3 separate regions of the Mus musculus genome follow, and all the other regions are linked to region 3. The links are chromatin loops, found by intact Hi-C in ENCODE. Cell type or tissue: left cerebral cortex. All regions are shown on one strand. Each heading gives the region's core, and the rest is flanking DNA. Links, peaks and the distances in the headings are about the cores only.

Evidence for each region. Hi-C counts contacts between places; a loop is a spot of excess contacts. Peaks named below come from ENCODE experiments on the same cell type or tissue, not always from the same donor. Only the 100,000 strongest peaks of a DNase experiment are listed, where the experiment ranks them.
Region 1: it touches region 3 in a loop (2.5-fold over the local background); 4 of 42 quality-filtered maps call a loop at or near these places.
Region 2: it touches region 3 in a loop (3-fold over the local background); 5 of 42 quality-filtered maps call a loop at or near these places.

What each region holds. Positions count from the first base shown.
Region 1 is chr13:83,106,107-83,114,550 of GRCm38, reverse strand. All of the region lies in intron 1 of Gm33073 (a long non-coding RNA gene), which reads left to right. Among named protein-coding and RNA genes, the nearest start is that of Gm33073, 10 kb to the left of the region's middle. In left cerebral cortex, for the core only: no CTCF peak of the experiment used is centred there; DNase peaks (open chromatin) are centred at 1,610, 2,843 and 3,697; H3K27ac peaks cover 2,958 bases.
Region 2 is chr13:83,121,718-83,130,161 of GRCm38, reverse strand. No RefSeq gene overlaps it. Among named protein-coding and RNA genes, the nearest start is that of Gm33073, 5.4 kb to the right of the region's middle. In left cerebral cortex, for the core only: no CTCF peak of the experiment used is centred there; DNase peaks (open chromatin) are centred at 3,540, 4,013 and 5,335; H3K27ac peaks cover 2,259 bases.
Region 3 is chr13:83,516,354-83,524,797 of GRCm38, reverse strand. It overlaps Mef2c (myocyte enhancer factor 2C), which reads right to left and starts at 55. Exons shown (of 11, transcript NM_001347575.1): 1 at 1-55. In left cerebral cortex, for the core only: no CTCF peak of the experiment used is centred there; DNase peaks (open chromatin) are centred at 1,010, 3,805, 6,358 and 6,658; H3K4me3 peaks cover 2,662 bases; H3K27ac peaks cover 6,775 bases.

The DNA.
Region 1 (8,444 bases), core at 385-8,384, 410 kb after region 3:
TAAGGAAAGTTGCTGACGTCAGGAGTGTGGCAGAAATGTTTCTGCATGGAGATCAAGAAGAGCTACTTCATGAAGCTACAAAAGTGAAGTCTGGACTGCCTTGGAGATGTCCATGAAGCCAGAGCCATGGAGAACCTGTTGAAAGAAGCTGTTAAAAGGGAGTAGAAACAACTAAAGAGGAAGATGTATTTTGTAGTCAACAAAGCTAAAAGGACTTCGAGATCTGAAACATACTTTGAAGATGTAGAGCTTGGAGTTTTCTCAGCTGTTTTTAGCCATGGTCCAGTGTTTCTTCATGGTGTTCCCTTTTCTCCCTTTGGGACTTGCAATGTCTATTCTATACCACTGTTTGTTGGAAAGTATGGTGAATCTTTTAAATTAAATTTCTTTTAATTTTGATTTTATAGAAAATTAGGGTAAAAAGAATGCCACCAGTCCTCAAAAGGAGTGTGAACTTTATGCTTTTAAACAATGTTGAGACTGTGCTAAACTATGGGGATATTCTAAGTTGAACTGAATACATATTTGCATTATGATATGGCTATAAGCCTATGGAGGCCAGGGAGTGGAATGTGGAGGTTTAAATAAGAATGACCTCAAATATATAAGCTTATATATTTAACTGTTTGTTAGCCAAGGAGTGGCACTTGTAGCCTTGTTGAAGAAAGTGTGTCACTGTGGGTTAGGTATGAGGTTTCAAATATTCAAGCCTGCTCCAGTGATTGTCTCTTTCTGCAGCCTGCTGATCCTGACGAAGCATCTGCCTGCATGTCAACATGCTTCTACATGACAAGTGACTAAACCTCTGAAAGTACAAGGTGGCTCCAACTTAATGTGTTCCTTTATAAGAATTGCCATGCTCATAGTGCGTCTTCACGGCAACAGAATACAGACTAAGACACAAAGTGTGCATTGATTGCTTAAACACACACACACACACACACACACACACACACACACACACACACACACACACGAGACAGAGACACTTGAAAAAGCACTTCTATTTGTTGAAGATGTGGCAGACCGCTTGCAATGTTTTGCTTCAGGCCTAGTGTTTTCTGGGATTTCATCTCCAGGTTCTACATTTATGGCTTTGCCCTCTCACAGATGACAGGTTTGCTCAAGTGAGAGGAAAATAACTTAGGTGAATCCATATATTAATGAAGGGTAAAGGGATAAAGCTAGTAGTCTATGTTCAAAGTACTATGGTTTTAATTTTAAGTGTCTTTGCTCTCAGACACAGGCATAATTAATCCAAAAATTGATGCCCCTGAACTCCTTTGGAAAGTTTTCTCTGTATCTAGGCATTTTTTCAGTCAGCAAATTTCTGGAAGTTTGACATCAGTGAGTTCTCACAGGCCTTCCATACTTTGTTGTTGTTTATTCCACTTGACGAATTTATAACATGAGGTCACACTCTATCCATGAAGCTTTGCTTTCCATCTGTTCTCCATCTTTACTCTATTATTAGTCCAGGCTTCTGGGATTTTGATCCTGCTTCATTTCCAGGACCCTTGTTGACGTCAGTGAGCACCCTAGGCAGAGGACTGCATGGTAATCAGCATGGCTCCACAGACTGTCTACAGAAGAACGCTTGGTCTCTGTGATACTGTGCGTTCGTTGGATGAACTCCTGCTTACTTCCTATGAGCAGTGGAGCTCACACCGAATGTTTAATGCAACCTCCAGTACAGGATGATATACTTGCTTCACCACCTATGTGTATTGACTTTCTGCTAAAAGGCTTTTATCATAAATTTAAAGAATTACCCAAATACATCTCAGGCTGTTGCTGAGAATGCAAGGTTTTTAACTATGTTTCTCCTACATTGATTTCAGTTAATATATTTTAACCACCCCCTTATTTTACTATGCCTTTTAATTTGTTATTCATTTGTTTCAAACCAGAACTTTACAGAAGCACTCTAGACCCACAGGAACTGAAATAGTTTGCTTTCATTATCTGGTAGACCTTCTCGAGTCAGTAGCCCTGGCAGAAACCACAAAACTGTACAAACTGGCAACTGTGGGTTTGTCTGTTCTCTATTGATTCTATTTCTAGAAACACACACACACACACACACACACATCAATGAATAAGCTATGTGATGGTACTCTTTAAGCTACCATCAGAAGGGGAATAGGGACATTTTGCAAGCAGGTCAGGATGGGACCTAAGGTTTTTAATTTGCATTTATGCATGGATTTTGATAGCAGTTCTACAACCTGATTTGCCGAAGTCTATTATTTCTAAATATGCTATTAAAATTGTGGAGCACCATGAATCAAATTGTTTAAAATCTAATAAGCTTCATAATAAAATGCTCATATTGACTAGTTTGAATACTTACTTTTTTTTTTCTTCTGAGAACTGCAAAGCAACTCCACCATAATTTTTTAAGGGAAAAATGCACTTATATATTTTTAAAGACTGAGAAGCTGTGACCCTTGAATTGTTCTCCTCTGTGATCTATCACTATGTAGAGTGTTATTTACTTAATAATTTTATTAATTAATTTTGTTATATTGCATGCCCTAGTGAAAAAATTCTGAGTTTGGCTTTAATAGCTGTGTGCCCTTGGACCTTTCTTTTCTCATCCATTAAATACTAAATGATCAAAAAACCTCTAGTGACTGTCCTAATATGCAAATTCAAAACCAGTCTTTGACAGCACAGGAGAAATATCTATAGTGGAAAAGATCATAGGTAGTGGAGAACAGAATACTGTGAAGTACACACATGCCTTCATACACATATACACGTTCAACAGAAAAACCAAAATAGCTCCTCTCTCCTCCTCCCCCAACAATGACAATGCAGCCATCTGTTGGATGTTCCACTTCACTTAGCAGCTGCTCTCAGATACAGAAATCTGCATTCCTGCAGCTTGTGTGGTATGCGGGCAGCATGTGTGGGTACTAGAATTTGACACTCCCACCCAAAGGAATGGCTTTCATTGAATAAAAATGATCACAGGGGCTTCTTATTCTCCCACCTCACAAATGCCTGTTTCCTGACCATTGGTATTTGGGCTATCTCTACTCTTTTGTCTATTAAAATGACTGTCTTAGACATTTCACATCAAGCAAGGATCTAAAATTGAAGAGGGCACTAGGGAAGGGGTTTAGTAAAACTCGTGGCCTGCCAGAAACTCACTCATGAAGAAGAGGGAGCACAGCAGCTGGAACATAAACTTCCATATGACTTTTATTTTGCCCATACCCCCAGCAATGTACTTAAGTACTGAAGAATAACCATTGTTGAAGTGGAATGTAGGAGGCTTGAAAAGCAGCATTAATCTTAACATCAAACTTGGAGAAAATATACACAATGAACCTAAAATAAAGCATAAAATGAACTTTTCTGAATAGTCCCCTCCACAGACCATCTTTCCCATGCTGACATTTGTCTTATGCATATATGTTATATAAAGGCATGTCGTTTTATTTTTTTGTACTTATAGAGGTTGTGAGGAACAGCAGTTACAATCACAAACAAGAAAGTGTTCTGCAGTCTCTCGAAGAGAACCTTGTATAAAATTGGATCCTCTTTTGAGTGCATAATTTAGGACATTTGTTACAAGATTACTGTGGTTTTCTATAAATGTTAGTTTGCTGTATTATTTTCCATGAACTAGTTTTCCAAAACGCAGAATATTTTGCCCCCAAAACATGGAAGCACTAAAGCTCGATGAGACTCTGATTCATGGGGTGTCACCCAGAAACAGCTGGTCAGCCATCTGCAGCCCCAGAGTCCTCTTATTCTTACTATATTCAGCTAATTCTTTATGGAGAGGGGAGGAAGACACATAAATCCTGGGAGAAAAGGCATGGCTTGTGTGAGAAATGAGGACTGACTTGTGCCAACGAAGGGCTGGTGGCCTGATGTGCTAATTGGGAAGGCCTCCTCTCATGCACACTAGACTCACAACTCTTCACTACGTTTGCACTATTTTCTTTGCATCCTTTTCTTTGGAGAAGGGAAAGAAATGATGATATGCCATTGATTGTTTTGTGGGAATTGGTCCAGATGAAACCTCCCTCTGGAGACATAACCAAACATTTCAAAGCAGTCCTGAGTGTGCAAGACCAAGGACAAGCCTGGTATTCTGACCTGTGTGCTTGTCCTCTCATCTCTCAAGTGCACTAAACTAGACCTTTTTAAAGCAATAGATCTTGTGGTAAAGCATGTTGGGCATAACAAATAATACAAGATTAGGAGTTGTTTTTTTTTTTTTTATTTTTGTCAGAAACATTATGGTAAAAAAGTAAAATTTTAGGCAACATTCCTTTACTTTAAAATTGGTAATCCTGTATTAAAGTTGTGTGCACCCAGAATTACCTTTTTGTTTTGCTTTATTATTATTATTATTATTGAATTGGCAAGGGACCCTATTGGCAGAGGAAAGGATGGCTGCTGATGTTATCCTCTTCAGCCAGATGAGTATCCTTGAAGCAACTCATTCAGATATCCAAGACAGATGACGGTTGACTGTGTGGAATGGAAGCTGTTGGTAGGTGCCCTGGTGTGTGCTGCTCTCAGATGAGTGTAATGATAGTTTAACCTGATCCTGTGTGTCTCTGGAGAACATTTTGGCCATGGGGATATTTTTTCTTGAATCATCAAGCCCTTTACCCATTCTTCCTATAAGCATGGATATGCAATATTTCTCTCACACACACACACACACACACACACACACACACACACACACACAAACACACACACACACATACACGGACTATTCTTACTGGACTGAGGAGGAACCTTACAGTAGTTTTAATTTTTATTTCTCTGATAGCTAAGAAGGTTGAACTTTTTCTATTGAGAAATGTCTCTTCAATTCATTTGACCAATTACTATTTTTTGAATAATATTTATTTATGGATTTGTTTCTTTCTTCAGTTGTTTATATATCTTAGGTATTAACTACCTGGCGAGATTGTTTTCCCCATTCTTTTGTGTTCATTTTGCTGATTCTTTTCTTTTTTTCTGCAAAAGTGTGTGTGTGTGTGTATGTGTGTGTGTGTGTGTGTGTGTGTGTGTGTGTGTGTGTGTGTGTGTGTGAGTGATACATGTGTTCCTGAATGTGTGCATGAGTGTGGTTATGTGAGTTCCACAGAACATGAATGGAGGACAGAGTCCAATATTATGGGTAAGTCTTCACCTTTCAGCTTTTCTGAGACAGGATCTCTTTGTTGCTTGATAGTGCTTACTCCAGGCATATTGCCATCTCTCTCATTTGTAGACTCTATCTTGAATTCCCACCTCACTGAAGGACCACTAGCATTACAGAAGTAGTCTATCACACCTGACTTCACATAGGTTCTCTAGATTCAAACTCAGGTTCTTACCCTTGCATCTCACCCATTGTGTCACCTCTGCAAACTCACTGAGAAGCTTTTTAATTTCACGTGGTCTCATCTATGCATATGTGGCATTGCATTCGCTTCTAGACATTTCTTCACTGTTCCTATCACAGAAAGTATTTTAGTTATGATTTATCCTAGTAATTTCAGAGGTCTGTGCAAGTAAGTCATGAAAGGGTAACATATTTAACCTCTGTCCTTTGTGTGTGACATCCCCACAGACTTTTTGTTTCCAGGCTTTTGGCAATATTTTGGAACAGTGTAGGCACTTTAGAGGATGAAGTTCATTTGGTAGTAGCCATCACTAAGAGCAAGTCTTTGTGGATTATAACCCACAATTCTGTGCACCTGACCAACTGTGGCATGAGACTATAACATTCTGTTCTAATGTGAACACTATACCTTCTGGCTCATGATGGACAGACACTTCTAAATATGAACCAACATGAGCCCTCCTATCTAAGCTGTTTCTCTTAGGTATTATTGCCATAGCAACACAAAAGTGACTGATAAACCCAGTTGCTTGTCCTGTGTTTTACCCATGTACCACACAGCTGACACTCAGCTTCAGGAAGGTACAGACCTCCCACATCTGAATGCTTATATTTGCTCATATGCCAGGTTCCCAGCCTAAAAGATAGAGATGGGCAGAGAAGACTTTCCTATGTCTGCTTGTGCCAATGGCTCAGGGTAGAGCAAGAGGAGTAGATTTGGAGTAAAACTGCATGCACACTGAGAGTTGGGTCCCATGTCTCCACCAGCTGCCTGCATAAAATTCAGTCATGTGCCACAAGAATGTGTAAAGATTCGGATTCAGACTTAGAGCCTACAAGAATTACGTGACGCAGAGCAAGACATTATTTTTTCTTCTAGCTCCAGGGTTACTGTATAAATCTTCATATATCTTATATTAACATGGAGACTGAGTTCATAAATATAGTTGAATAAATGCTTCTTTGGTCCATCAACTGTCATTAATACCCTTTGAGCCTCCTCTTGGAAGCCTTCTGGACTCATCATGGGGTCTGTGCCTCTTTCTATCCCAATACATTCCGTGACAGAATTCTTTTATCTTCCTTCCTTCCTTCCTTCCTTCCTTCCTTCCTTCCTTCCTTCCTTCCTTCCTTCCTTCTTTCCTTCCTTCCTTCCTCCCTTCCTTTCTTCCTCCCTCCTCCCTCTCTCTCTCTCTCTCTCTCTCTCTCTCTCTCTCTCTCTCTCTCTCTCTCTCTCTCTCTCTCTCTCTCTCTCTTTCTTTGAACTTCACTAGCTTTAATAGCATTATATAAAGCTCTAAACAAGCAAGTTGTGAAAGAAGGAACATTCCCAGTAAGTAAATATGTCTTTGATGGATTATTTTAAATGGAAGGCTGCAAACTGAAGCTGACCATTCATCTCTGCCTGCTCCATAACAGACATGCAATGTGCTCCACCACCTCAAGCTCACAATGCCAGGATTCCCTTGCCATGGAGGACTATGCCCTTACACTGTGGGGTAAAATAACTCTTTATTCCTTAAGTTGTGTTTATTCTGTATTTTGTCCCAACAATAAGACAAATAACACAGTTGCCTGAATAGATGGACCAGAAAACAGGCCTTCATATCATATTTCTTTAACATTTTGCAGGTTTGATTTCTGATTCACTCTGACACTTACATACTTATTTTGAGTCAGAAGCCTACAAGAGCTGATTAGTCATTCTCTTTTCTTCATCATTGCGACTTGAAGAACCAACTTATTGGAGAAAGGAATTATTCTGCTTCTTAGTTTCAGAAGCTTTTATACATGGTCATTGGGTTCCACATTGAGTTATTTTATTTTTATACATTTTCTTACTAATATTGCATTCATTTCTTTTTTTCTATTAGTTTATTTATTCACTTTACATCACTATCTCATGCTTCTTTCCACCGAGTTCCCCTCACACTGTCCCTGCTATATACATATTGTGACAGGCATAGGTCCAGCCCATGCTCTGTATTTCATTGGTGGTTCAGCCTCTGGGAGTCTACAAGACTCCAGGTCAGTTGATTCTGTTGGAACTCTTATGGAGTCTGTATAAATCATCTTCATATATCTTATATTAGATATATGCCTAATGTCTATCAATCTTTCCCCAACTCTTCCATAAGTCTTCCTGAGCTTTGTCTAATGTTTGGCTGTGGGTCTCTGCATCTGTTTTGGTCAACTGTTGGGTGGAGCCTCTCAGAGGATAGTTATGCTAGGCTCCAACTTGCAATCATAACAGAGTATCATTAATAGTGTCAGGGATTGGTTCTTGCCCAGGTATGCTTCCCAAATTGAGTCACTCAGTGATGGGCTATTCCTTCCATCCACGCTCCATTTTTGTCCCTGTACTTCTTGTAGGTAGGACAATTTTTGGGTCCAAGGTTTTATAGGTTCCACTGTTTTTGCACTGTTTTATGTTGATGTACTTTCACCAGTGCAGGAACATGGCAGAGATCATTGATGGAACAAAGCAGCTCATAGGACATGGCCAGGAAATAGAACAAGAAAAGAATTTGATAACCTTTATTGTCATGCCTCTAGTGACCTATTTCCTCCAGCAAGGCCAGTCATTCTAGTTTCTACAAGCCTTTCTATGCCACTGACCCCGTGATTCTATGAATGAAGCTGGCACTGTCGTGACCCAACCACTTCCCAAAGCTCACAATTTGCCAGTTAATCCTTTAATATCTGAGTCTTCAAAGCTTTTCACAAAGAGTCTTCAAATTCACACAGGAATTATGTCTAGGCTAAAATGATAGCAAGCCGATATAGCAAGTGGTATGGTAGTTAAAACCATAAATGTTCAAATGAGATGTCCTAGTGTTCAAATAACAATCCACATACACATCTTACTTCACCTCCTGAGAGTTCACTTGACTTCTTTTATGTGACATTACTAAGTGTAACAGGGTATGCTATATAAAAATGTTATGAGGATTAATTAATTCATACATAAACACATATAGATATGATTGAGAAACATATATGCATCATGGCACGTCTCACTTGTATGACTTGCTACTTTTCACATTAGTAGTTGTATTTCTAGAAATTCACATTAGCA
Region 2 (8,444 bases), core at 385-8,384, 390 kb after region 3:
GTGAAACTAAGTTTCTAATATGGCAAGAATATACAAACTTTTAAGACGATGAGAATATTTCATTTGCAGCCATGCTTGCAGTACATACATGCTGATTTTCTTAAACTGTCTATTACAAATTAATAAAAGAATATAATTTAAAATATTCCATTGGTTATATGTATAAAATCATAAAGAATCTAAAATTTCTTATAAATATTATTTCATTAAATTTCCTACTTTTATTCTAATTATGTTATTTGAAGTATTGTATCATCTGGATGGGCTGATGCCCTGACTACTCAGTAGATTAGGTATAGGTAATTTGTTTCTTATAGTTTGGAGGATACAAGCCTGAGGTCAGGTTGTTGGGTTTTGATGAGGACTCATTTACTGGGTCACCTCCTTGCATTCTCCTGTAGTGAAGAGAGGGTTCTGAGTTCTTATGAGGTCCCCGGGTTTATTAGATCAGTGTCTAATCTAATAACCTTATTCAATCTTGATCACCTCCTGAGGGACATTGACTCCCAAACCAGTTTCATGGAAGAGCAGCATTACTGGCTATATCAAGTAATTCTTCAGAGCTATCATAATTAAAATGAACAGGTAGTTAATTCTTATTTGATTTTTATGCATTTAAGCTGACATATATTTAAAATAGACTCCAATTGATTTTTTCCTTAAAGACATGAATATTCTCATAAAATGGAATTTATAAACATTATAATTATTCATTGCTATATTTTTAGAATTCATTCAGGTTTTTATTTTTAAATCTTCCAAACATTTTTACAGCTGTGTGGGTTTTATTTTTCCTTGCAGATAGTAGGTGTTTTTCATATGGTATATTTTAATCATGATTAATAGTATGTTTTTAAAAACTAACAAATGAGCAGCTTTGTAACAGTGAAATAGTCACTGTTTATTGACTAAGGACTGTGTTGGGGCAATCTACAGCTTTTTGGTAAGCCAAAATTGAAGCACCACATCTCCAATTACGTCACAGTGGCAAAAGTGCTGTCTGATCCATATGGAAAGGTTTCAAACTGTTTAGTTCATGTATCATAATAAAAATTACACCCAGTCTTCTCATTAAATTCTCATTGTATTTGTTTTGTTCTTAACCCAAGTATCTTGTAGTATAAAAAGGAAGCTTAGACAGGGTTATGTGTAGGTGTTACATTGTTCCTGTGTGCCCATAGAACCATCCCTCATAGAACCATCCCTAGGAGAAATGTTGACTTTGGAGAAATCACATGTGCTTTTTACCCATGTATTCTGGCATTGTCATGAAACAGCTGGTCGGTGGTAACTTGAGAAGGAAAAAAGAAGTCACAAATGGACCAAGTGAAACTTAAGTGTCATGCAGGAAAGCATAGCTGGACCGAGAAAGTTTTACTTTATATGAACAACAAAATAAACAAGTTTTACAGCTGATGGCAAGATCTCGGTAGAGTATACTGTTTGAAAAACAAAATGAAGGCAGAGTTTCAGCTTCCATGTGTCTAAGTTGACAACTACCTGCAATGATCTTGGGCAGGCCTCTGTTAGGATAACATCCAAAACATCTATGAGTAGCTAACTTGTAAATTTTTTCTATTGAATAAAACAAATGATAATTTTACAAACAGAGCACAAATCAATGTTATTTAGCAAATTTGTATTGGGGGCTTCATACATCTTTATGTGAAAGAGAATTATGTATTCCCTTTCTGAAATTAGACCAACAAGTCTTAGTGCAATGGTTCCAGAGCAAAGATTAGTATGAAGTCAAACCCAAAGCTAAGATCACACATACTACCTTCTTCTTGCCAATAGACATCTTCAACCTCTGCAAGGTCTGTTGTAATGTATGCCCAAAGGACACTGCAATGAATTTTCTCTTCAGATCCAAGACCAGCCCCTGATTTGCAGAAAAGCACCTGGGGCCAGACATGGTAGGAAACTCAATTTACCCTTCTCAGAAGTTGCTATCTAAGGATGAAATTACTCTTGTTGAAAGGGTAATTCTGCACAATTCATAGCCTCTATTGGTACAGTGTCAGTATCTGGCACCAGTCTAAGCAAGAGGCTCTGTTACCCAAGGAACCAGACATCCACCTATCTTTTCCTCTTGCTGCCATCAAGGCAGCTATAGCTACATTTAAGCTTATTCTAGAGGAATTTGAAAAGTTTTCACTTTGGCTTTAGATAATATCATTTTAACCATTCCAGAAGAGGCATATGAGCTATATAAGCAGAGATGCTGCCTAAGAGGAAAACACAGCAATCTTGTGTAGGAATTGTTACACAACAGTAAGCTCTGATGGTTTTTAAGTTGATGGTAGGGATGGCTTGACATTTTTAGAATGCCATCTCTTCGTTCAGAAAGCATGCTTAAATGTTGGCTAGGTCTCAGGCCAAGTGCTAAATGATATTATAATATAATACATATTATAATATATAATATATCATAATATACTATAATATATATTATAGTATATAAATGATATTGAACAAATTCAGATGTACTCTGGATGTTCTATGGATTTATCTGCTAATGAAGAAATGATGGTCTCTGAAGGTAATCTATAGTCAAGGGTTCTCTGGCAGCAAGAGACTAAGTTGTAAACATCTTTCTTTGTCATGTTCAAGTCTCACTAATTTTATTCCTGTATTTAAATTATTTCTTACCAGACAATTTATTTACTATTTTTTGGCTAGATATTTCTAATGCTAAGGAATATAAAATTTAAAACTTGTTTTAATACTTCATTCCATTCTTTATTAGTAGTGATAACGAGAGCAGGAATGTGTTACTGAGGACATGTTCTCCAAGACATCAGTTGTACTTGCTTAATTGGAATTGGAAGCTTATTACTCACTATTTAACCTTGCTCCTAGCCCAGGCATATATTCAGTCCATAGGAACCTATAGAGTAGGTCCCATCTAATACAACAACTACATGACAAAATGTTTCTTTGGAGTGACTCACTCAAAAAAATTCTGGGAAATTAAAAATTATTGACTTACTAGAAATAATCTTTGTATTGTATTTTGGTCACTTCCTATCACGTCCCAGGCCCATTCTATACAGTGAAGAATTGGAGCTAAGATTCATCCCATGGTGGGGAGGATGGATCCAAGTCTGGTTTTGACAGTCTCCATAACTGTAACCAGGGTAACGTTTGCATCATGTTTCTCTTTCTATGAATTTGGACCTGTATAGCATTTTTCCCCGGTGTTATTGGGAAGCTGGGTGGGATCATACAAAGCCTTTCATGTCTAACATATAGTCTGTGCTCAGTGTTGGGGTGGTAGATGAATGCGGAGAATTGTTATTAGAGAGCAGTTCTCGGCTTTAGGTGCAGGATTTAAGTCAGTCAGAGGCAGGACCGACCACACAACCCTTGTGAAATCTAAAGCAAAAAAAAAAAAAAAAAAGAAAGAAAGAAAAAGCTGTCTTTTTGAGAGTCTTCTTTAGCCATCTTGGATGGGTATGTGTGGCCCTAAGTCTGGCAGGGACTGAGCTGAGCAGAGCTGTTTGCAGCAAATCTGTGATGAGGATCTTCTGTCTTCTAAGCTGTGGGCGGCTCCTTCTTTGGGAAACAAGTTATAATCAGAACTTGGAACAAGCTACTCTCCAAACAATGCTCTCATTGCTTCTCCTGCCATTTAATTAATGCCAGTCTAATTATGTAGCAAGTATAGAAATAGGATTTATTCATATTTGCACCTATATTTGCCATGAGACTTGCCATGAGGTGTATAGTCATGCAAATTATATTCTTCTGATAATAACCATTGACCTGAATATCTGACCTTATTGTGATAGCTCCATTTCAGGGACACAGCAAACACATTGGTAAGACAATACTTACCCTAATCTTCATGTTCTCATTGAGGACTACTAAGGCTCGAACCACCTGTCTAGTCAAGATTGTGTTTTGCTGGAGGACTTAAATAGATTTTATCAGATAAGATTCAAAGGGCTTTTCCTGGTATTCCCATGCTTATCAATTTAACTAAAGAAGCTCTATGACCTATAGACTGTCACGTAAAAGTTATGCCAGCATGTGCTGAACATTCTGGTTTTGTTTTTATGTTTGTAAAATGAAATCAGGTCATGATTTAAGTGTACTCAAGTCCTGATTGGGTTGCTTTACAGGACCATTCGGATGCAGTAAGAAGGACCTGTTGTTTTCCAACATCATTTATGTTATGTCTGTGAGCATACCTGTCAACAAGCAGATTTTATTAGTAGAAACTTTGAAGAAAAGCCTGTTCTTTTGTTCTTTTACCAAAGATAGGCCTAAAAAAAAATACAAGGAAATTAACGCTGTCAAGGCACACAGAGTGCAATGCTAAGCGGGAGGTTGGAAACCCGGTTTTTGCTTCAGTCCTTTATCTGATTTAATAAACAATAGCAGTACATTGTTCTCCAAAACCTTTTTTGATTCCTTCGCAGCAGTGCTATTACAAGAGCCCAGACTACAGCATATTCCTATTTTTCCATTTGGGATCACATTTCCATAGGCTTCCCAGGTCAGCCAGAATCATGTTTATAAGGGCAGAGACAAAGAAAGGATCCATTTCTAGAGCCCAATTTTTGGATTATTAAGAAGTGATTATAATACAGACATTCACTTTTATTTTTTAAAATATTCTACAGAAATTACAGAATCTTAGACATTAACATGCAAAATTATAATCTTTAGCACATTTAACCCTAACATTCCTGTTGTTTCCTTCCTGGAAATTTCAGATAGATTTCTGTTTTTACCCTCGCTCTACTTTCACTCCAAATTTTAGCACTAAATGGTACCTAAAATGTGATACTCAGTAGGAATATAATGGTAATTGCAGGACCAGGAGTGAATGGGTATGCCTTGGGCTAAAATTTCTCTGTAAGAATAATTACTGAATGGCTGTGAATAGACTTGTATTTTTCTCCCTTATGTTACCATGTTACATAGGTGCAAGGCCTTTTTGATTCTTCATTATTTTGTCAAAGTTTTCCCCTAGAAGACATGACTTTAAATGTTTTTCAGATCTTTTATTTAACTAATTTAAATTCACAGTTAGAATCAGAATATATACTGTTTTAAAAATAACATTTTATGATTATTTTAAAAGTCATCTAAATAGTCAAGATAAGTGTACCAGTGGTAGTCTGTGCTGACATGGAAACACAGTAAGTCAAATGGCTTGCCCATACTTATATAATCAGTGCCACAGCATCAGGGATTCTGGTCTCCTGGTTGCTATGCACAAGACACTCTTTCCTACCCTGCACAAAAAGTAAACTGTTGAATGAGACAGAGCTCTAAGTAGGTGGTTGGCTGAAGTGATGAGGCAGCTATAGGGAGCAGACGATCCTCATGCTCTGCAGTTTATTATGGTGTTCCTGGACATCATGCTCCCTGGACACTCTCTGGAATTAGTCTGAAGTTATAATGGTGATTTCAAGCATGCTGGAATATAGCATCGGAGACCTGGGGAGGTCCAAGTAGTAGACTGGAATAGCTGCAGCTATTAAATATCTAGGTCATCCTTTATATAGGGTTGTAATTTATACTCTAGCTTCTGATTTCCGTGCTGACATAAGGAAAAAAAAATCCATCCTGCTAAAATGTAGTCAGATGGCTGTTTGTCTTTCCAAAACATTATTAGGTATTATTACAGAATGTGAACACCTTTCATTCCTGACAAACAGGAAATGTATGATGAACCATTGGTATGTCAATCAGAGTGATAGCATCAATTTTATGGTTTTTAATTCATCCCCACCTCCTGTGGAGCCTTTTGCTCATCCTAAATTATGAATCTTAAAAGGTACATGATTAAGAAGAAAAAAATACCTCTGCTTGTGTGAACTCCTGTGCAAACAGCTGAGCGGTAGATACTTAAGAAATTTGAAAGCATTCCCTAGGTGCTGAGATGCAAGTGAGTGTCCTGTAGTCAGGATTACCTCTATCTGCCTTCTCCATGATCTTTTGCTAATAACTTAAGTGTATATTTGTAATATATTGCCACTTTTGTATATTAAAAAATAATTAAACAAGACACAAGTAATGTAACAATTGTTATATTTTTCAGTTCAAAAAGCTTCTGAAATCTGTTTTAATTTATGTATTCTATGACTATTTCTTGAACTGGGATGTTTTCTTGCTTTTTGATATATTAAATGATGGGAATTTAGGCATTAATTAGATTGATAGTTCATGTAATCTTTTCTCTCCTTCTTTTAATCTTTTCTTTAAAGTATAATATTTAAGAACATTGTCAATTCAACATGAAGTGAAGCTTTGCAAAAATAAATAGTGTACACACACACACACACACACACACACAACTTCACAACAGGAGATTTGGGAGCCTGGGGCTTCTGAATCTGTCCTCTCCTGTTCCTCTCTTGTTTCTGGTGAGGAGCCATTTTTCTTGTTTTTCCTATGTAGCTCCACCTGGTCTCCATTTGTTGCCATGGACTCTGCAAATACAACCCACTTTTATGAGATCTGGGAGTGTGGCCTGATCATCCCTTGTTGGAAGGTGAAGCAGTAATTGGCAGTCATTGGAGGTCAGTTTTTGTCAGTGCTGACAAAAAACTGAAGGCTTCCTGGTTGGCAGACAAGTCTATTTGCTGATAGTACATGATAAGCTATTTTGGAGATATTTTATAAGAACTCTCACTATATAGTAGACTTTATGTTCAAATCACACTTGGTCATTTCCATCTGAGCTTTCCCAGTTTTGATGCTCAGCGTGGCAGCGTGAGTGCAGGAAGCCTTCAAGCAACCCATGTGCTATTCACTTGTACACAATTTCTCACTCTGCATTTGCTACAACTTCGTTATGATTCAGAATTGAACTATGCTGATTTTCATGAAGTCAGCGTTTCCTGGTGGAGACCCAGCATAAAACACCAGTGTGAAATAGTTGTGATAAATAGGTATGCAAAACTGCTTAATGCACTAAGGCTTCCCTTATAGGGAGGAAATGCTCTAGAGAAAAGTTGTCTTTTCTAGTGGGGAAGAAATAAAGGATTTTGGACTTGTCAGAGGAGTTTTATGAAAGGGCTCTTCCTCACCCATCGTTGTGTTTGTGGTGTTACCATATCCAAAGTATCCTCTCTTATCTTCTTTAACTCTTCTGTTATTTATAGCACAGTGCCTTGGCATATGAAGCCAAAAAGTTAGAGTGTTGAACAACTTGCCTTATCTTCACATAGATGGTGCATGGTAGAAGCCAATTTTGAACCTGTTTTCTGGTTCCTCCCTACCACTAGAACCTCTTATTTGATCCATTTTATTTGAATTTCTATGAAGCATATTTTATTATGAAATCCTTAAAGAAATGAATGTACTTATATAATAGGGACGTGCACATGGTACACTCTACCTGAGTAATTTTGATAATTGGAATTAATCTATTTTCTTCATCCAGTTCTCCTTCATGTGCAATTTAAGAATATGAATGTTTGTAATTATTTCAGACTTAACACAGGCAATGGGAACACTAGTTTATTAATATGGATGAAATTATAATATTCCCTCAAAATTCAAGTTTTGAAACCCCAAACTCTGGTGTGGCTGCATTTGAGATGGGGAATTTAAGGAAGTAATTAAGTTAATAAAATCCTTGTTTTGATAGGGCCATATCTTTGTAAAATGTGACATCACAGAAGGAGAAAGGGGTTTTGCCCAGTATGCAAACTCATGCAAGGATAAAGAGAAGACAAACCTTTACAAAACAACATTTTTATTGAAACTAAATATTTATAATCAAGAAACGTGAAATTAAATGATTCTTCAAATATATGGATTTTCATTGCTAAAACAGAAATTATGTTGTTTGTTTCTTAAGTTCTGTCCTTTACTTCAGTAAGCCAGAAATGCCAGCCTCACCTAATACAGTATTATGTGGAATCTTGAGGATGGATTCTCAGCCCTCTAGATGTGTAACAAAATATGTTCTCTGTTTTATGTGTGCATTCTAAGGTATTTTGTTACAGCAGGTTTGACAACTAAGTACCATAAATATGTATACTTTTGGAGTATGCATTGGTGTACCTTAGTCCCTTTGAGAATAAATTTCAGGGCTATTATATCAGTGAGATCAAAACACTGTCAACATAAAACAGCAAAATAAAGAAAATGATTGAATAGAATATAGGTTCTGTAATTTCAAGTAGCTGTAACTGTGTCTGCATACACAGACTTCAGAGAGATGAGCCCAAGTCTTGAAGAATAGACCGCAACTTTCTTGCAAGTATGGTACAAATATATGGCCCTTCTGCAGAGAGTGCAGTGACATGAGAAATGTGATAGAACCTGTATTCTGGAGACTGTCCAAACTGCTGAACTAAAGTCAATGCCCATAGAAGGACTGGGAAGATCAGGCTGGGAAAATAGGAGCCACTCTAAATTCTGAGCTTATAAATCAGACTTTGATCTAGAAGCAACAAGGAGGACATCCTCGGACA
Region 3 (8,444 bases), core at 385-8,384:
GGGGCAAGGGGGAGGCGCGCGCGGGCTTGCGCATTCGCGCGCGCACCGAAGCCGCTGGAAGAGGAGGAGGAGAAAGAGGAGGAGGAGAGAGAGGAGGAGGAGAAAGAGGAGGAGGAGGAAGGTGGAGGAAGCGAAGGAGGAGGTGGAAGAGGAGGAGAAAGTGGTTGTCTGTGGCCGGTGGGATTAAAAGTAACCAGACTCGTCCAGAAAACTGTGTCCAGGAAGGAAGTGACTGGAGACGAATGGGAAAAGGAGAGCAGCTCATAGCCTTAGATAGGTCGTGTAAAAGAGCGGGGGGTGGGGGGAATGTAAGGATACTGGGAGGGGACGCGGGGGCGGCAAGCAAGACGGAGCACACGGGGCTGGGGTTCTAAGCAGCACGTACGCTCCGGTGCTACCCCTGTCCCCCAATTCATTTTATTCTTGCCTTTGCCTGGCGCTGCCTTTTCCTTTCCGTTTCTCTATCCCAACCAGCCCAAACCGTTGCCTCTCCTCCCGAGCTGGGGAAATCATCAGTTTCACTCTTGCAAAAGGGGGGCGGGACTAGAACCTCGCAACATTTTAATAAAACAAACATACTGCAGCTCCCTCCTCACCCCTCCAGTCTCAACTAGATTGATAAATTACTCCACTACACTACTTTAATTATGTATATGGTATGCAGAATAAATCACTGAACATCAGTACCTCAATCAAGCACTTTTAAATGATAATTGCATCTTGGTGAATCAATCTTTCCATTCCTGACATTTTGCTAATTTTAGTTTTACGGTGGGGTAATGGCACATGCCATACGCAAACCTAATGACAATTCTTTATTGCATGAAAGGGAAGACAACACGGGGAGCGGCGGCTCCCTGCCTCTCTCCCCGCCGCTACAGAGGACGCTAGGCTCCTGCGCGCTCGCTCCCCCGGGGAGGCTGCAAGCCAGCTAGCAGGAAAGTCCTTCTGAAGTCGAGATCTTCCTTCTGACCAATAGGAGCGCGACCCTAAGAGCTGCTCTAGTGACTCCCCCCCCCCCCGCCCCCTTTAGATTCTCAGTAGCCACTTCATCCTTGCTCCGGTCCGCGCGCGCCTCCGTTACTCACGCGTAAAAGCCACGATCCAGGATGTCTGCAAGCCTCGATCCCAGCGTGCGCTTCCTGCCCGCCCAGAATGTATAAAGCTTTTGGCCTTGAGAGTCAGGAGGGCTAGGCTAGAAAGTGAGCCGAAAGGATCCTCCAATGTTAGTAATAAATTAATTACAAGTTTTTGAAATCTCGACTTTATCCCCGGGCCATTAACTTTCGAATCAATCTGGACAAATTTACTGAGAGGACAGCTTCCTCGGAGAATGCCCCCTCCTTCCCTCCACACCTTACTGGACTTTATCCAGGTCATTAGCAAGTAAACCAAAAACAACTTCCCAAATGCATTAGGCTCCCCTGACCGATAGATAGCGGGTGACTTCACTTATCCTGAAGAGTTTCAGCTGCACAGGAAGCAGGAGCAGACACTGATAAGAACTCTTAGGTTAAGGTTTAAGCTGTCGAATAATTTTCCATAGTAAAAATATAGGTTAACAAAGAATTGATACTTAGAAAAAAAAAAAAGGTACTAGATATCACGACCACACCTAAAAAGCTAAAGATTAAATATATCAACTATATACAAGTCAACCCTATGCATTCTCAAAATAGTGAAAGATTGCATGCCAGGAGTACTGTAGCTTGTGTAAAATATGAACATTTAATTTTTAATACTATGATTAGAGGAAGAGAAAGTTCACAGAGTACTATAATGTAGAAGATACAAGAGTAGACAATAGTAGCCCATAGAAATATCTAGCTAATTAAAAATATTTTCGAAAGTATATGTTTAACCCAGTAACTGGCTGAATTTCCCGGGAAGCTCTCCAGTAGGCCTGCAGAGTACTATTTTAATGCAGAGGGGCATTGTGCTTCAAAAAAGCCTCCTGCCTCATTGTGCTGTTTGAAGTTAGTAGCTTCTATCAGAGCAGTGGACTCAACATTTAAGCACCCTCCGAAGGAAGGCTTCATTTGAAAGCAGAAAGTTGTTTTTACAGGCAAGTTAAACTACATGGGAACAATCTTCAAACCTCTGGCTCCTTACCACTGAGACTATTAATTAGTACTGCGATTTTATTACAGGAAAGCATGACAAGCTGTCACAGAGCACAAGCTTTGTGACATGGTGGGTTTTTTGTTTGTTCTGCTTTTGAAAATGGTATCTATGCTATATTGTATTTGCTCCTCTTTCACATAGCAAGTGTGACTACCATGAGTTTATATAAACAGAACGGCATGTTTAGAGGTACAAGCTCTGAGCTTAGACATGCTGCATGCTAAGGCATACCTAGATATGGTGATATAAATAAAAATTTAGATTATTTTTAAGGTTTACAAAGATCCTCACAGAGCAAACTATAAGAAGGACCAAGAGAACTTATTCTCATAGTGCTTTAAATTAGTATAATGAACTATAATGGCCTATGTTACATGACAGAATTGATATAGCCAATACATGAATTCAATAATGCTCTTCTCCTTAATTATAGACAAAGTTTCTACTTACCACAGCACACTTCAGTTTTGATTTATTTTCCTTCAAAAGGAAACTTTTATTTTTCCCCACCAGGTGTCAAAGAATTGTTTAGTAATAAGTATTGTAACAAACCCGTATTTATCAACAATATTGTAAACATTTAAAAGTATGTCCAGTCCAGGTGAGGATGATTTGAAACTTTGGGTCTGGAATGTATTACAGCTGGCCTTTGAAAAGATAAGAGTTCCCCCTTTGTATATTTAGCTTCTTAATGATGTGTGAGCAAAGTTAAGATTAGTGTTAGTTTTCCTCACAAACCTTGTAGCTGAAGTGGAAAATAAATAAATATATATATAAGTAAATAAATAAGTAAATAATTTAGTAGTAATCCATGAGATTGTTAATCCAGAGTGTGTTTTATATTTGTCTTTAAGTAATGCCAGACACACATTATCTCTTTACTTTTATTTACCTAAACTGGTGATCCTTGCTACCTAATGGTATTCATTTTTCTTGTGTAGGAAGTATTTTGTTCTAGATGTTGAGAGACTTAGAATGCTCTATCCAGTTTGGGATTTGTGGTTGTAGATGTGACTCTGTGGCAGAGCACTACTAACTTTTTTACTTATGGTTTGATAGTTTACATTGAAAACACTAAAAGTGTCTTCCTAATAGATAAATCCTTTCTAGGCCTCGGTTTCCTGGTTTGCATGAGCTCTCCAATTTTGTTCTATGCTTGAAAATAATCATAATTATTATATCTTTTATATCAGTGGGGAGTGAAGCTAAGGATTTAATAAAAGGAAACTTTCCTTTAATAAAGAAGATGAAGTGATGGCTAGAATTGACCTGCCATTAAACCACCTTTCTCCTTACCTCCCTCTCCCTCCCTCCCTCTCTCTCTCTCTCTCAATCACTAACTCACTTCCTCTCTCTCCTTCTCCCCCCTCTCCCCTTCTCTCTCTGAATGTGTGTAATCACAAATATTCCTTTCATTAATTATTATAAGTGCTTAATTTTAAATATAAATAAACATTAGTTATCTCATCCAAGGATTTATTTCACAATGCATTTAGACACCTGAAGTTACAGAGAGCATGGTGATCGATTGTTTCAGCTCAAAGCTAACATTCCAATTTCTGTTTTGAGCCATCTTACTTCAGCTCCCTTTCTTCTGCCTCCCTACATTAAAGCAGCAGTCTACGAAAGCCCTATGCACTGGGTCTGCCTGCTTTTAAGCCTGGCCCACGCTGGGTGTAGCTCTTGAAGTGAGCTTTAAAAAATTATTTTAAAGTGAGCTGGGGCGGTTGCCACAGCAACCTACCCTGAGATGAAGAAAGGATATAGATTAATCTACCCCTCAAGATTATTCAAGTGTATAGTATTTGTTCTTCAGCCAGAATACTTTCATCATAAATATAATTGAACATGAAAATTTAGAAAAATAAAAATCCGAGAAACATGGTAAGATTCAAATTCCACAATGTAAAAGATATTTTAACCTCTTTGTAGTTTGTCCTATGATGATGTACATGGCCACCTAGGAATCAGCTTAATTGTAGTAGGCACTTGCAAAGGTGGCCCTTGGAAGGTTTTAGGAGCTCTGAGCAACCACCATGCCACAGCACTGCACATATCATAAAGAAGAGCATGGCCATTTAACTGTATCACTGTCACACATGCCAACATTTTAAATAAATACTTCAAGACAAAGAAACTGGTGGCTTTCCTTTCGTGGTAAGTTTGTGGCAGACGATAAATGTGAACACTCACCCTCTGCACTTCTTCACTGCCACAGCCATTGGCCTTCCACGCTTCACTTCATCTCTCCAGAGGTTACTTCACAGTTTTCAATGCTTTTGTTGGCACCTTAAAAGTGTGCAAGTATATTAAAAAAAAGTAGTTATCTTCTTTAAAGCTGACATTAGATTCCGGTAGATGTGATTTAAAACTTCTAAAGTGGCAACACTTATTATTTTAAAACCCAAATAATGATCAATTGTAATAGTGCCTATAACTTTAAAAGTAATAGTGCACACTTTTTTATATTTCACAGATTCATGAGGTACAGTGTTATTCCAAGCTGACCACACAGCACGCAGACTGAATTGCTAAAGAATCTGTACTATACAAAGGATTTGTTATATCAAGGAAAGATTTCATTGTAGGGTTCATTTCCTACATAGGGAGCCTAGCCTTATCTTTACATTTCTACCTTTAATTTTTTTATATCCGAATAAAAATTACAAGAAAAAAGTAAAGTAAAATTCATCATTAATCACACTAGTAAAATTTGTCAAACAGGGAGATATTTGGAATAATATCTAAGTAATGATTTGTAATAATGTCTAAACTTTTTCAGCAACAGGCTCATTTTACGCATTGCTTAAAGACCCACTTAGAATGCTTTGGGATTGTCAGGCAGTCCTGGCACATGCCTTTAATCCCAGCACTTGGGAGGCAGAGGCAGGTCGATTTCTGAGTTCAAAGCCAGTCTGTTCTACAGAGTGAGTTCCAGGACAGCCAGGGCTATACAAAGAAGCCCTGTCTTGCAAACTTTGGGATTAATGCTGTGGCTTCATCAATGTATATGGAATCTCTTAGTAACAGAACCTTTTCTTTCCAAGCAGTCTTTAGTTGTGTAGAGCATAGAAAAGCGCTCCTGTGTTCTAATCTCTGTCTCAGACTAGGTTTCCATGGCTTTTGTACACACATGAATATTTCCTTGGCTTTAACGTAGGACTAGTACCCCCACCCTACCCCTCAAGGACCAACCATGGCTCAGCAGAACAGGGACCAATATCAGTTTTCCCAATTGTCTGAGCAGGACTTTTCATAATGAGGAGTCATTTAGAAAACCTCCTCATCTGGGTTGCCATCCTTATAATTTATTTTTGATTATATTGTGTCAGTGTCAGAGAAATGAAGAATCAGGGTAGTATTTGTTTTAGGGTTATGGGAACTGAAGGACTTATATCCTTCAAGCTCAGGCCCACCATGCCTTAATCTCAACTTGGTCTGGTACTCAGACCCAAGTTTTCTGACACATCCTTTTCTCTCAGTTCTTGCTTGGCTTTAATGTATATTATTAAGTTGGGATCACGATATATCTCCTAGGACCTCTTAACCTTACTCTTCACGAAATAAAGTCTGTAATAAATTATCTAACACCCCCCTTCCAAATTCTCCTCTACAAAGTATGATACATTTTTTCTTCTTCTTCCCTTCTATCAGTAAGTGCAAATAAGACTTGATTGGTAATTTGCTTATAAGTGTGCGGCTGACTCGAAAGCATCTATGGGGACAGCTAAATTTAATGGGACTTTACATCTTCTCTTCCCATTGTTAAATGCTTATTGAAACACTGGTTCTACTCCATTTCATATCACAGGAGACCTGAAATTTAAGGCGTAGATTTCTCCCTTTAACCCTTTCTTCTAGAGACCTTACTAGGTCCGTGCTCTTTTCATTTTAACAGATCGTAACCAGGGGATGCGATGGAAGTTTGGGGTTAAAATTTTCCTCTGGCATTTGGTACCCACTTCTTTGTTTGTGAAGCAGAGGGGCTGGGATTCAGTCCGCAGGGCCCCATAAAGAGCAGACAAGGGACGCCTCTGGTTTCAGCAGCTCACTCGACTGAGTTATTGATTGCAGGCAGAAGCAATCCCTCTGTCTGATTTGTGTTGAAAGCTGACCCGCTGGCTGGGCGGACTGGAGAGGCACAACGGCTGCAACGTCACCCAATTACTGCTGGTCCTCCCCTCCGACATGGCTCTCCCCTCCTATCTGCTCTTCTCCGTGGGTCGCAACTTCCTCCCACCCACTTTTCTCCGGCAGACGGAGCTGAGGGGGTGGGGACTCTTTCCCCGGCTAGTTTCTAGAGCTCCCAGGCTGCTAGTGTGTGTGTGTGTGTGTGTGTGTGTGTGTGTGTGTGTGTGTGTGTGTGTGTTGAGGGTAGAAGGGGGGGCGCTGCGTGTGCCACGTGAGTGAGCCCCGGGACGGGCGGAGGAGGCCAGAACTGCCAGAGCGGGCCTGGGTTCACAAGGGTTGGGCATGATGTCTTCAACAGCGGGACAGGAAAGGGTGTGCCGGCATGCTTTCGGCTGGAGAGTCTTGGTTTGGGAGAAAGAGACTGGTGGTGTGCTGATAAAGATGGAGCGTGATGGGCTCCAGAGAATGGAGGAGGGCTCAAAGGCAGTGGGTGTGCTTTGGAAACGCGCGGTGGTGGCGCTGGTGGAGTTTCTAGGAGGGTCTGTTTTTTAGGATCCCAAGAACATTTCTTCCCAGGAACTGGAGATGAGCTTTGAGAAATCTCCATAAACATGGGGGGGGGGGGGAGGGGCGGGGTCTGGAAAAGGAACCCATCACCCACACAGCTCACAAAGTGCTGGCATGAGGTCTGTGAGGTCTGCGTTTCTGGCTACCTGGTGCATCATAAGCACTTTGCAATCAGGAAGAAAAAGAGGGTCTTTGGGCAGGTCCAAACTCCCTGTCCTATAGCATCCTGGATTTGTAACAAATCTTATAGACTAATAGGAAAAGAATCATGGCCCCAAATTAGCTTTAAACTCTAATTAAGCCCCTAGGTTCTCAGAAATATTTTTAAAACCTTAAAGCCAACCACTAACTCCAGAAGGTAAGCTACCTCTGTGAGTATATGCAGGTCATGGTATATTAAAGATCACAAAGTAGAAAGAGAACTAGGATGCTAAGGAAAATTCACAGCAAACCCGAATGAGAAGACTTTCTTTCCTCTTGCACAACTTTCTTTTGTTACCACTTGGAAACAGTGTTGGGATATTGTGCAAAAATAACCATCAGGAGATGCAGAATCTTGTGAGGTTCTTTGCTTGTCTAGGGTGCTGAACCAAAGAGAGCAAGTGTAGTAGAGAGGATACATCAATGGTTTAGACCACAGGGCTCTACACCTCTAACCCAAAGAAAGATGTGTGTTCCCTACAAATAGGATAGATGCTAGACTAACACTTGGCCTTCCAAGTTAATCAAAACTAAAAAAAAAAATTATTCCTTCAATCACATTGTCCATATTTTAACTGCTAAATAGGCCTGTGTGGGTAGTGGGACCTCTGAGGTAGGCATAAAAATATGCCTTTTATTACATGGAGTCATTCTGCCATAGTTTTAAGGGAAAATATTCGCTTAAAACTGCATTATGTTATGTTGATAACAGGCAGATTTCTAGGATAGTCTGCATTTCTAAGGAAGTATATTACATCACATTGGCAGCAACGTGAAAAGTTTTAAAGTCTGAATTTTAGTGTCTTGCCTGCTGAGAAAGATACTGGGAAATACCCAGTCCATGTACCTTTTTGTTGCTTTTAAATAAGGAAGGTGGGTCAAACTCAGAAGGCCTAAGTGATCCACATCTCTAAAATTGGAACGAAGCTTAAGTCTTCTGATGGGTTCAGTATCTTTTCTGTTGACCAGGACATCTTGGCTGGCTTGGCCAGGGAAACTGACTGTACTAGAAGGTGCCTTGATAGCTTTTAGGTAGTTTTTTTTTTTGTTTTTGTTTTTGTTTTTTTTTAAGAGAGAATGCCTCTAAGCATTCACCCTAGAGAAAAATGCATTTCATAAAGGATAAGCTGCATGAGGACTAACACTGTCTCCCAAACCTAACCTGCACGATTGATAGTGTCAGACAGCCACATAATGCTTTTGCAAAGAGAACAATTGAGATATAATACTGTGTTTACTTGTACTTAAAACTTATGCAGAACTAGCATTATGCTTTTAAAATAAATGGTAAGCAATATAAAAGTAAAAGAAAAAGGTGTTATCTGAGGTGAGACTTGCTAGCCAACTATAATCCTCCTCACATTTGGTAAAATTATCTCATTCACTGACTTCACAAAGGAGGGATTTGGTCTGAAATGTTA